Regions from separate parts of the Homo sapiens genome. Here region 2 is linked to region 1. A link is a contact called in ENCODE Hi-C or POLR2A ChIA-PET data. All regions are on one chromosome and are shown on one strand. The core of a region is the stretch at or near the end of the contact, and the rest is flanking DNA. Distances in the headings are between cores, read along the strand shown. Region 1 has its middle 110 kb from the start of GUCA2B. Region 2 overlaps HIVEP3 (HIVEP zinc finger 3).

The links. A loop is a pair of places that touch in the nucleus more often than their neighbours do. ChIA-PET counts read pairs that join two places held with the same protein, here RNA polymerase II (POLR2A). Pooled maps may share reads with other maps.
Region 2: a map of PC-3 shows a loop between it and region 1 (5-fold over the local background). The contact joins two enhancer-like sites. A Hi-C loop is called at or near these places in 2 of 168 maps with a recorded cell type or tissue (PC-3 and PC-9), 2 of 37 single-sample maps with no recorded cell type and 12 of 50 pooled maps. POLR2A ChIA-PET finds 5 or more read pairs at or near these places in 4 of 52 experiments (GM12878, HEK293, Panc1 and 1 more).

Annotation. Positions count from the first base shown.
Region 1 is chr1:42,037,464-42,042,801 of GRCh38, reverse strand. It overlaps the pseudogene HNRNPFP1. Among named protein-coding and RNA genes, the nearest start is that of GUCA2B, 110 kb to the left of the region's middle. Within about 2 kb of position 2,486, at least 2 of the 41 ENCODE cell types and tissues checked have a DNase peak (open chromatin) inside an H3K27ac peak, as active enhancers do.
Region 2 is chr1:41,857,186-41,862,523 of GRCh38, reverse strand. All of the region lies in intron 1 of HIVEP3 (HIVEP zinc finger 3), which reads left to right. Among named protein-coding and RNA genes, the nearest start is that of HIVEP3, 59 kb to the left of the region's middle. Within about 2 kb of position 2,108, at least 6 of the 41 ENCODE cell types and tissues checked have a DNase peak (open chromatin) inside an H3K27ac peak, as active enhancers do.

The DNA.
Region 1 (5,338 bases), core at 1,237-3,736:
GAGATCATAGATTTAATGTATGAAACTATTTTTAAATTCACACTTAAATACATTACAATTAAAATGAATTATCTTGAACCACCCAGTCATTTCGCTATCTTTTGCTGAGTAGATAATCTGTGCCAGTCATTGTGAAAAAGTCTTCATTTTAAGAAAAAAATTTAGTTAACAAAAAATTTAACAAGTTTCACTTGGCAGAATACACCCAAAAGGAAATCACAGTACAAAGAAAGTTTTAAGTTAAGGCCTCACCAATTCCTCCAGTATTAGTATTGTGTCTCAATTTTCAAAACTCACTTTTAAAAAGCTTCAACTTAACCTAAAGGATCTTAAATGAAAATATAAATTAGAATGAACAAACATGAGAAACATTTCTTTGAATCAGGGAGCTGATGCCTTTGAGTTTACCAAAAAAGCACATCTCCCCAGTGTGTTCACTGTGATGTGGTGTAATAGGTCCACATGTAACATACTTAAACTTGGATAACTTCTCTGTGAAGTATACTAACAAAATGTTAATTGAGAAAAGCTGAAAATAGTTTTAGTTTACTCAATATCACATGGTAGAAGAAAATTTTGCATGAGAAAACACTGAAGAGGCATATATATATATATATATATATATATTTTTTTTTTTTTTTTTTGAGACAGGGTCTTACTCTGTTGCCCAGGCTGGTGTGCAGTGGTGCATCTTGGCTCACTGCAACCTCCGCCTCCTGGGTTCAAGTGATTCTTGTGCCTCAGCCTCCCGAGTAGCTGGGATAACAGGCGCCTGCCACCTTACCCGGCTAATTTTTGTATTTTTAGTAGAGAAGGGGTTTCACCATGCTGGCCAGGCTGGTTGTGAACTCCTGGCCTCAAGTGATCCACCCACCTAGGCCTCCCGAAGTGCTGGGATTACAGGCTGAGCCACTGCGCCTGGCCTAAAGAGGTAATTTTTAAATCCAGATTTCACAAACTCTTTGTGCAAAATGGGTCCCACAGCTTCCTTCATTATAACTGCTCTTCACTGCTTGTTAGCGGCCTGTGAAAATTTGATTGAATTAATTCAAACGTTGCTAACAAAACGAGTCCTATTCACCCATGCTGTTCTGCCCGCTGTGGCCAGACCCATCACAGCCGCTCACTGACTGGCTCTTCAGGTCACTGTAGGTGGTCAAGCCCATGCCTCGCATCCCGACTGCTGTACGCCCCATTGCTAGCCCCTGTTGTCAAATTCAGGAATAGTTCTATGTATCTGTGCCACATGCTGACCCTGTCTCTGGAGGTAGCTGCCACTGCTTCTTCCCGAGTAGCAAACTCAACATCTGCTTTGCCGGTCACTCTTCCATCTGGGCCCATCTCAATGTGGACTCTCACCAGGTTGGAAGGAGAGAAGAGGTTGTAAATGTCGCTCTTGGTCGCTTTGCATGGCAGCCCCTCATGCAGAGGCAGTGGCCGGTGGTGCTATGCCCTGTGAACTCACTGTCGCCATATTTGTGGTCATACATTCCGGAGAGACAGTAGCTGAGGTTCCCCCACACCCCCCACCAAGCAGCTCCGTGGTGCAGAGGCCGCTATGCTCCTCGTGGCCCCGCATCCTGCGCCTGCCTGCTTCACGATGCCAGGGTAGCTCCCGGAAGCCCGGGCCAGTCACAGGGGTCCGGGGCAGCACGGATATGAGTCTCAGGGGGACCTGAGTCCGACCTAACTTCCTCCTGGCTGCTCTTGAACACCTCCATGTCTCTGTGCCCTGTCCTCTCCTTGGGCTTTCCGAGAGCCTCTCAGCTAACTCCTGCGAGGCCAACTCTTGGGATTTCCAACACTGAGAAGAACTGAATGATTTCTTCTTTGTGCATCCAGATGAGAGTCCTCAAAGTTCGAGCGCGAAGCCGTAGTTGGCGCTGCCCGCACTGTTGGGACCGCCGTGCTTCCTTCAACACCCAACTCACCTCGGTTCTGTGGGACTTGAACACCGCAATGCGCCAGTGTCCCATGCTTTCCCGGTCTTTTTCCAGGGCCATTTTTACGTCCTCTTCTGATCCAAGTTCAGCAAAAGCCTCACCACTCTGCCTACCCCTCTCCGGTGTAGATGGAACTCGCCTGAGCCCAATGGGGCATGGTGCAGTTGGAGAGGACGTCCTGCGCATCCTCGACAGATCAGGGCCAGGGCGGGCCATGGAGCCTGACCACAAAGCCCTCCCCTCCCTCAGGGCCCAGCAGCATGGACTCTTGATGGGGTGGGTGTCAGGTGAGTGGGGTGTGGCTTTTTTGTGGCACAGAGTCGGGCAGAACTGGTTTCTGTTGCTATCAAGCAAGCATGGCTGGCAGCCAAGGGTCCCCAAATTCCACTGAAGCGCGACCACGCAGAGGGCTCCGGGGAATGTCCAGGTGCTTCTTTTTGTTCTCAACCTGCATCAGAAGTCCACCTGGCCTGGGGCGAATGCCTTCCGTGAGGTCTGAAGGCCCCGGCCTGATATGCGCGTGTTTGGCTGGAAGCAGCGAATCCAGGCCCTGGGACCAGGTGACGGTGTTCCCACGGCCTCCTCCTGGCACTCCAGCAGCCTCCTTAGATGTTATCCGTATTACTTTTATCTATGAAAAATGGAGGCCCAGAGAGATTGTTACTGTTAGAACTGTTTATGTTATAGACAGAAAACTAAATTCCAACAACAAAGGGAATTGATTGGTTCACATAACTGAAGCGTATAGAGGTCTATCAGCTTCAGGTGTTGTTTGATCCAGTTGTTCACTGCCCAGCAGTATAACCAACGTTCTGCTTCTTTTCCCATTCTGCTTTCCTCAGTATTCCTTCACTGCCTGGCAATCTCATCTCTATCCAAGTGGTCACATTATCATGGATTTATCATCAATCTATCATTGGTAGGATCTACTACAGGCAGAGGAATCTTTTCTTTGCCAGAAGCCGTTTGCAAGTGTGTTTCAAATCCCTTTGCTCTGATTGGGTTTCATGACTGCCTTTAAACTAACTTCTGTAGCCAGGTGGATGGGATAGAAACAATGGCTTTAAGACAATCAGGCCCAACTCCTGGAGTCTGGGGTCAGGTGAACAACCTTAATACCATATAGGTTAGAATGGAGAAAAAGTGGTTTCCCAAATTTTTTGGGGGGTGGGGGTTCCAATGGTGGGAGAATAAAGAAATGGATACTGGGAAGGCTGACAGCAGGTGTCCAAGGGCAATGACTTATCCAAGGTCAAGCTGCTGGTCATGGATAAGCTGTGACTGAAATCCAGCTCTCCTCACTCAACGTTTGCAGATGGATGGTTATATAATTCCACTTAAGGTACGTGTTTCACAATAGCCATCCAAACAGAACCATGGATTTGCTTGCTTACATTCTGTTTATTCTTCAAATATGTACAAAAATATGTACAAAAACACACTTTGTCATTTAGTCACAGTGATGAAGACAATTGTCTGAGTTAATTAATTTTGAATCTCATTAAAGCATGAAGGCTTTCAGGAGAAATTCAGATTTTAGAGAATGAGAGCTATCATTTAAATAAGTGTCCGCCAGTCTTACCAGGGTCTTGGCAGTGTTCTGGAATGTATTTCAGAACAGGAATAAATTTTTTTGATAGCCTATATGAGATGCCTCCAGCCTGGATTTTCATCTCTCTGGTCAAAAGATTTGTTAATGTCCTGTATTGGGATCCTTTCTCTTACTCACGAATTATGGAGGCAGAGAAACAGAAAAGAAGGCATAGCCCTCCAGGAACTCCATGTTTGGTGGGAGAGGCAGATAACAAAGCAGGTAGGTGAAATACCATGACAGTGAGTGGGTGGGAAACTCAGGTGCCTTGAGAACACAGAGGAAGGCAGAATGTTGGGATCAGGGAAGAGCCAGGGAAGGCTTTCTCAAGTGGGCTGGATGGGAGCAGGGAGGGCTTCTACAGAGGGGACTCATGAGTATTGAGGCATGAAACCTCATAGGTTATGTGAAACCTCAAATAATTCAGAAGGGCAGAGATGTAAGGGCAAGGTAAGGAGTAGGGCGAGAAGGTGCAGATAGGCAGCCTGGAACAGAGTAATGGAGGGTCTTGGGGCTTGTATTACGGAGCTTGGTGTCTTTCCCGTAGGTGATGGAATGCCTCTAATGAGTTTTCAGTAAAGACCTGGTTTGCTTCTCAGACACATTTCGATATCAGATTCTTTGGTTGAAGATAATTCTAATTAAGTTCCTACAGGGGAGCGCATTGGAGAGATATGGGATCCTTCAGAAAACCCAATAAAAATTTGAAGAACCCAGGCTCTGAAGGAATTTCCCAGGGACTACATAGCAGGAATCAACTGCAAGTCCCCTTGGTCAGGAAGTATCAGGGCCAACTGCCTCCAGCGTTATTCCACCTAGGATTCAAATTCCAAATGAAAGATGTCATAGTGCTCCAGCTTGGGGGCACACCAGGCCTGGGCCAGGTAAAGTCATCATCTTCACTGGCAGTCTCCCCAAGCCCATATCTCTTGGAGTGAGTTCCTGAAGGAAAATCAGTGTGATGTGACCCTAAGAAAGAGCTAACGCTTGCTGAAGTAATGGGTGTCCACTTCAACAGCTGTGTGGAAACTAGATCTGAAGGGCACTAAAGACGAAGGGAATTAAAAGTCAAAAGACAGTGGAGATATGGACTAGGGCTGTGGTAGTATTGTGGGATTTATGAATATTTATGAGATAAAAATCGGTGATTGACTTTAGGAGAAGGAAGACGACAGAATCAAGGATGATTCCCAGGTCCTAGAATGTGGTAGTAGATATTATTACTGGAGAGAAGATAGAGGATGGGGAAGGGGAGATGACAAATAGCTTATGACATGCCAAGTTTAAGAACTCTGTGGGACATCAGGTGGAGGCTAGAATTTGAAGCATAGTAACTGAACTGAACTCATAGGCATGGACGACATAACCTAGGAAGGATTCTGGAAGAAGCCACAGAAGAGATCAAAATAAGTTTTGATCTTTGAAGAGATTAAAATAGATTTGCCAAGAAAATAAGATCAAATGACAAAGAACGGAAGGAGGAGGAGAACCAGGAATGTGCAGGGTCATAGAAAGCCACAGGATAAAATTTCAAGGAGAGAGCAGATTTGAGCTCTGGTGCAGGTAGAAGCCACATTCTAGGGAGCTAATGTATAAGTGGGAGTAAAAACGTGTGGGCTACCCTTGCAAGAATCTTGGATGAGAAGGGCTGGTTAACTGCATGGTAACTTGGAGGGCATACAGAGTCAAGAGAGGTTTTTTTTTTTTAATTTTTTAAATTTTTTGGTCATTTGGATTTTTGGTTTAAATTAAAATATCATTCACATACCATAAAATTCACCCTTTTATACAGTTATGTGGTTTT
Region 2 (5,338 bases), core at 859-3,358, 180 kb after region 1:
AGGTGCTGGGTGGCAAAGAGGAGGGAAAGAGAGGGGAGAGGGGAGGAGAAAAGAAAACAATGACTCAGTTCTTACACACTGAAGCATATGCATAAGTGTGAAAATAACTAAGCCCTACAGTATTTCAGCAGAAGGAAGGATTAGAGTTCTGGATTTCTGAGGATTTCTATCTTGTTCTCATGACTGCTCTTAGCTTATGGTCAGATAAATGTTAGGGGAGCATCAACGGAAGGAGCAAGAGAGGTGGAGAGGAGTGCAGAGCCCACACTTGTTGCTTATTTGTTTGGACAGACAGCCATTTCATTGGTGGATAAAACTTCACTTAACTTGTTAACTCCCCTTTGAAATGAGGAAGCATTGTCCGTAGCCTCGTGCTTCCAGTCAGTGCCACCTTTGGGTGGTCTGGCCTTTTTAAGTTCTTGTAAAGCTGCTCGAACCTGTGTCTTTATGTCTGACGATGCCACCTCCACCTCACATCCCCCAAGTTTTAAAATTCAGAACTGCCCCTGACTCATCCTTCATCCGCCCCCCGGCCAAATTTGTTTCCAAGCCCTTTAGATATTTGCTTTGTGGTATCTTCCAGATCTATTTCTTTCTCTCCCGTTGCCAACACCGTGGCCAGCCTGGTCTACACTGTAAAAGCTTTCTAATGTTCTCATCACCTCTCGTCTAGTCTGCATCCCCACAAAAAGCTAAAGTCTTGAAGTTTTTATTTAATTATGTTAATCTGCTGTTCACAAGTCTCCAACTGCTCCCTGCAGCTTATTGGAGAAAGCCCAAGCTTCTCTGTGTGGGATTCAGACCTCTCTGAAATCTGGCCTCCTTCCTTCCTATCAACGCTCTCATCTCTGCCTCCCTTGCACAAATCCTCCTCCCAGGGCTGGAAATGCAGGCAGCATGTGCAGGATGCAGAGCCTGTCTCATGCGGCGCTCACAGTCTCCCCACATCCCCAGAGGCCAGCTCACTTCTTAGCCACCTGCCTAAAATTTCCCCACCCTTCAAGGTAAACTCAATCCATTTTCCCATAAAGGCTGACCTGCATCCTCCTGAAAATGCCAGCTGCCCTCTTGGGCCTCTAGCAGAACACACTCCTGGATTCTTTGTGCCTTGATTTACCGTATTGCCAGCTACCATTGTGAATCTCATCTCCTTGGTTAAATCATAAGCCCTTAGAGTAGAGCAACTAGGTTTTTCTTTTTTCATTTCTTTTTTATAACCCTAGTGCTTGGCCTGGTGCAGTGTGCTCACAGGCCTCCATGAATTATTTTGGAGGAATTAAAGTGGACTTATCGGGCAAGCTACAAAGTGACTTTGTGTATTCAGCTATAACATGGTCCCCAGATGGAGCATGGTGTAGGAGTTTTATTTGGAGTCATTAGCCATTCTGCCCATACTGACGGACACAGGCAGTGCTATAGGCTGTGAATGGCACACAGCTTTTAACCACCACCCACCTCCAGTGCCCTGGCTCGAGTGTGCTGAGGGGCTGGCAGCAAGGCCTCTCCTCCCTCGTAGTTCGGGATTTTAATCACGTTGCCAAGAACCTAGTCCTGGCTTTGCCTCAATCTGATTCCACCTCCCTCCTGGAAGATGTTCTTCTTTTTGCTTTATTTTGGCTGCCAGTTTCGCTGCTCTGCTGCTTTCAGGTTTGTGTGCTTAAGGTGTGCCCACAGGAAAATTAGCCAGAATTCTAATTCCACGTGTGACTTCTTCGTTAGTGGAGTAATTTAAGAGATGTGAGTGTTCTGTTTCCAGCTGGCATTATACCTGTGGGGGCCAGACCCAGCAGGAAACTCCAACAATGGCAATGGTGGAGATATTAGGGGGAAATATCCCCTTAGTGAAAATGTAGAAGGTCCTCTGAAAACACTGCAAAATTTTTGCAAAAGGAGGGCGTCAGATACATTCAGATCCCTTTCCAATCCAAGAATAGTTTATTCTCTAAGAGCTATCTGGCTCCAGGTGTCTGCTTACTACAAACACAATGGAATTCTCCAAGTCCTAGCAGGGTTTTGACCAGCTCAGGAGAAAATTGCTATGTAAATACCTGTAGGGGAGTGGGGTTAGGAGGGTGTTTATGTCAAATTCTTGTACCAAAGCCAAATGCAAAGCAGGGAAAAAAGTTATAGCTTGAGATAAACAGACCACTGGCCCCACCTTAGGAGTCTTTGTGCTATGCTGACCTTGATTATGAACATGTTTGTTGTGGTAGGATTTGATCTATGACCACGAAGGTTTTCCATCTTGTCAAGGGGGAGATTTAAGGAATTCCCCCACTGTGGCATGCTGTAGCTACTAGAGGCATAACCATGTCGATTTGACTCTTCTCTCCGATATAACTGGGGTGTCTTTATGCAGAAGCTTATGAGAGATGTTTAGGCATCAAATCCACCTTGGGAAATCCTGGTGGAGGTCTTCAGAATCCAGTTGTTGATCCGCAAGCCATCTTTTCTTTGAGGTTTGCCTGCTACCTTTGCTGGTCTGGACAAGAGTGAAATGATCCCAGTGTAATAAAGGACTTCAGAGCTCATCCAGTTCTGCTGTCCACAAGGCACAGAGATGCCCAGTTCCCTGATGGGCAACCACCTGGCCCTGCTCAACCCTTCCCAGCGGTAGGGAGTTCACTTTGAGGCCACCTACTCTGCTGCATCTAATTATGAAAACGGGCTTCCTTTTTAAACATGAACAGGCAATTCGCAAGAGGAACAAGGCAAATGAAAAACTGTTAGTCATCCCTGGTAATTAAAGAAAGGCAAATTAGAACAATGAAAGGTTGTTCTTTCCCCTAACAAATTGGCAAAGATTGTCTAAAGGTTAGCAGTCAGCGTAGATGAAGGTTTGAGGAGATGGGCTCACACCTATTTCTTAAAGACTATTTGGCAATATGTGTTAAAAAGCCTTAAAAATCCCAAATGTCCTTTGGCTTGGTAACTTCAGAGAGATGCTCTAGGTGGCCAGTGGTGGAGGTAGGATGTGAATCCAGGCAATCTGTCTCCAGAGCCCACATCCCTACCCTTACATTCTCCTGCCTCTTGTAACAGACATGTGGAGTGGAAAATAGGTACTAAGCGGTATGTAGAATATGACCCCATTTTTGTTTAAAATATTGAAGACATGACATTACTTTTATAATTAGAAAAAATTGTTTACGAAAATCTATTTTTTAATATTTAGCCAAATTCTGATTTTCCTTAGCCATTACCCATTTTTAAAACCCATTCATTTACCAAATTTTCATTGAGTTCTTTCTATAGGCTGGGCATGGTGCCAGCTACTCTGGTTCGGCAGGGTAGAAAACTGGCCAGGCCCAGCTTCCATGCCACAGGGGAGACTAATGATAAATAAGTAAACAGACCCTAGGGGCAGTCATTTGTTGATGCCAACTGTGTGCTGGGCATTCTTCTAACTGATGTTGATGTTTCATAGATTTACTCTTTCAATCCTTTACATAATTCCTTTAATAACCCTGGGCAGCATATAGCATTAATACCCAAGGCCACCCAGCCAGTAAGCAGTGGGGTCAGGACTCTCCAGCCTGAGCTGCCAACCTCTCCAGCTTCTCCAGCCTCTCTTCTTACTGATGTATTATAATCCAGCCACAATGGCCTTCTTTCCTGCCTCGGAAGCTTTGCACTTGACATTCTGTCTGCCCAGGCACCCCCTCTCCCACTAGACCCCCTCCTCATGCAGGTCACAGAGGCCTTTGCTGAGCTGCTGGTCTGGTCCATCGTGACTTCCCTCTTACCCCTGTAGACATTCTCCATCACTTAACATCACATCATCTTGTTTTACTTTCTTGTGGCTGTTTTCTCTCTCTGACATTATCTGACACTGTTTCACCCGCTGGATTGTAAGCTCTATGGAAAACATGATCCTTGTCCATGTGGTTCACCCACTATCCCCAGCACCTAGCATAGTACCCAGCATAGGGTAGGTGTTACTGGAGACAGTGGGAAATGAATAAATGAGGGATGATGAGCACATATCCTAGGAGAGTGGTCTCCAAAGTGGGATGTCGGTGTTGGAGACCATGGAAGGTGAGATGGTCCATTGTGGGGCAGGAAGAAATTATGATTGAGAAGTAGATAGACACATAGGAAGATGACCCACACACATCTCATCCTTTTTCCCATTTTTGTGAATGACAGGGCATGAATATAATTTATAAATAAACAAATGTGCACATAGGCAGGTACACTCAAATGTTTATTGTTAGGGCATATGACCAAAAAGCTTTGGGGATCACCGGCCTAGAAGGAGAGTCAGACAAGGAAACAGTCCATTCCAATATGGTGGAAAAGGTGTCCCAACAGAGCAGAGTGCTGTGGTAGCATCTGCAGGGCCACCTAACCTTCCGTGGAGCATTGATTACTGGGTAAAACTTATGTTTTCCATTATTTTGTAAATGTTAGGAATGATCATTTTTAAAACTATTCAAAAATACATAAGCTCTCATTTTTAGACCATTAAAGCAACCTGAATGACCATAGCCTTTATGGTCATTGTCGTAATAAATGGTGAGAGAGAGAGAGAGAGAGATTGATTGATTGATTGAGATTTCACAGTTAACTAGTTGGAGAGGCTAACTCCAAAGAGTTATATGGCTGTTAAGGAACTGTGGTGAAATATCCAGGTTGTCCTTGCTTTCTGAGCTGCAAAAGTAATCTGAAAGTTAGAAAAATAAACATACATTGAAACTCCAGTCTTCTAGCTTAGAGAGGTAATAGGAGGTAGCAGGGGAAAAACTTGGGCTTGAGTCTCACCCCTACCTCTTTCCTTCTGCATGACTTTGAGCAAGTCCTTTTCTCAGGACTCCCATCTACAAGATGGGCATGAGGATGCATACCTCATAGGCATCATGTTGTGAAAATGAAACAAAATTGCTTGGTGTGGAGTGGGTCTTGATGAATATTAGTTCCCGTCTAGTTCCTCTGTTTAAGGAGAAAACCCCATGTTATTTAGAAAGGGCCTAAACGTACATCCTTTAGAACATCATCAGGAACATGATTTTTTTTTTTCTATACTTGGTTAAACTGAGTTGTACTTGAAATACATTCTTCTTTAAATCACTTAAATTGATTTCATGTAAACCACAGCCACCCTTCCTGGGGTGGTATTGACCCTTGATATTTTACTGGTGATACCATCAGACCAACCCTCTTTTCTTCCTGGGCTTGACCTCAAATGATGCCACAGCTGGATTTCTGTAGTACAAATAACTCTTGTCTTCTAAGCATGGAGGGTTGCAGTTGGATGGAAGCAGAGTAAACAGAGAGAAGCCGGGACCTTGGCTTGGGAACCACCTGTGTCCAGGGAGAGGGGCCTCTTGTGGAATGG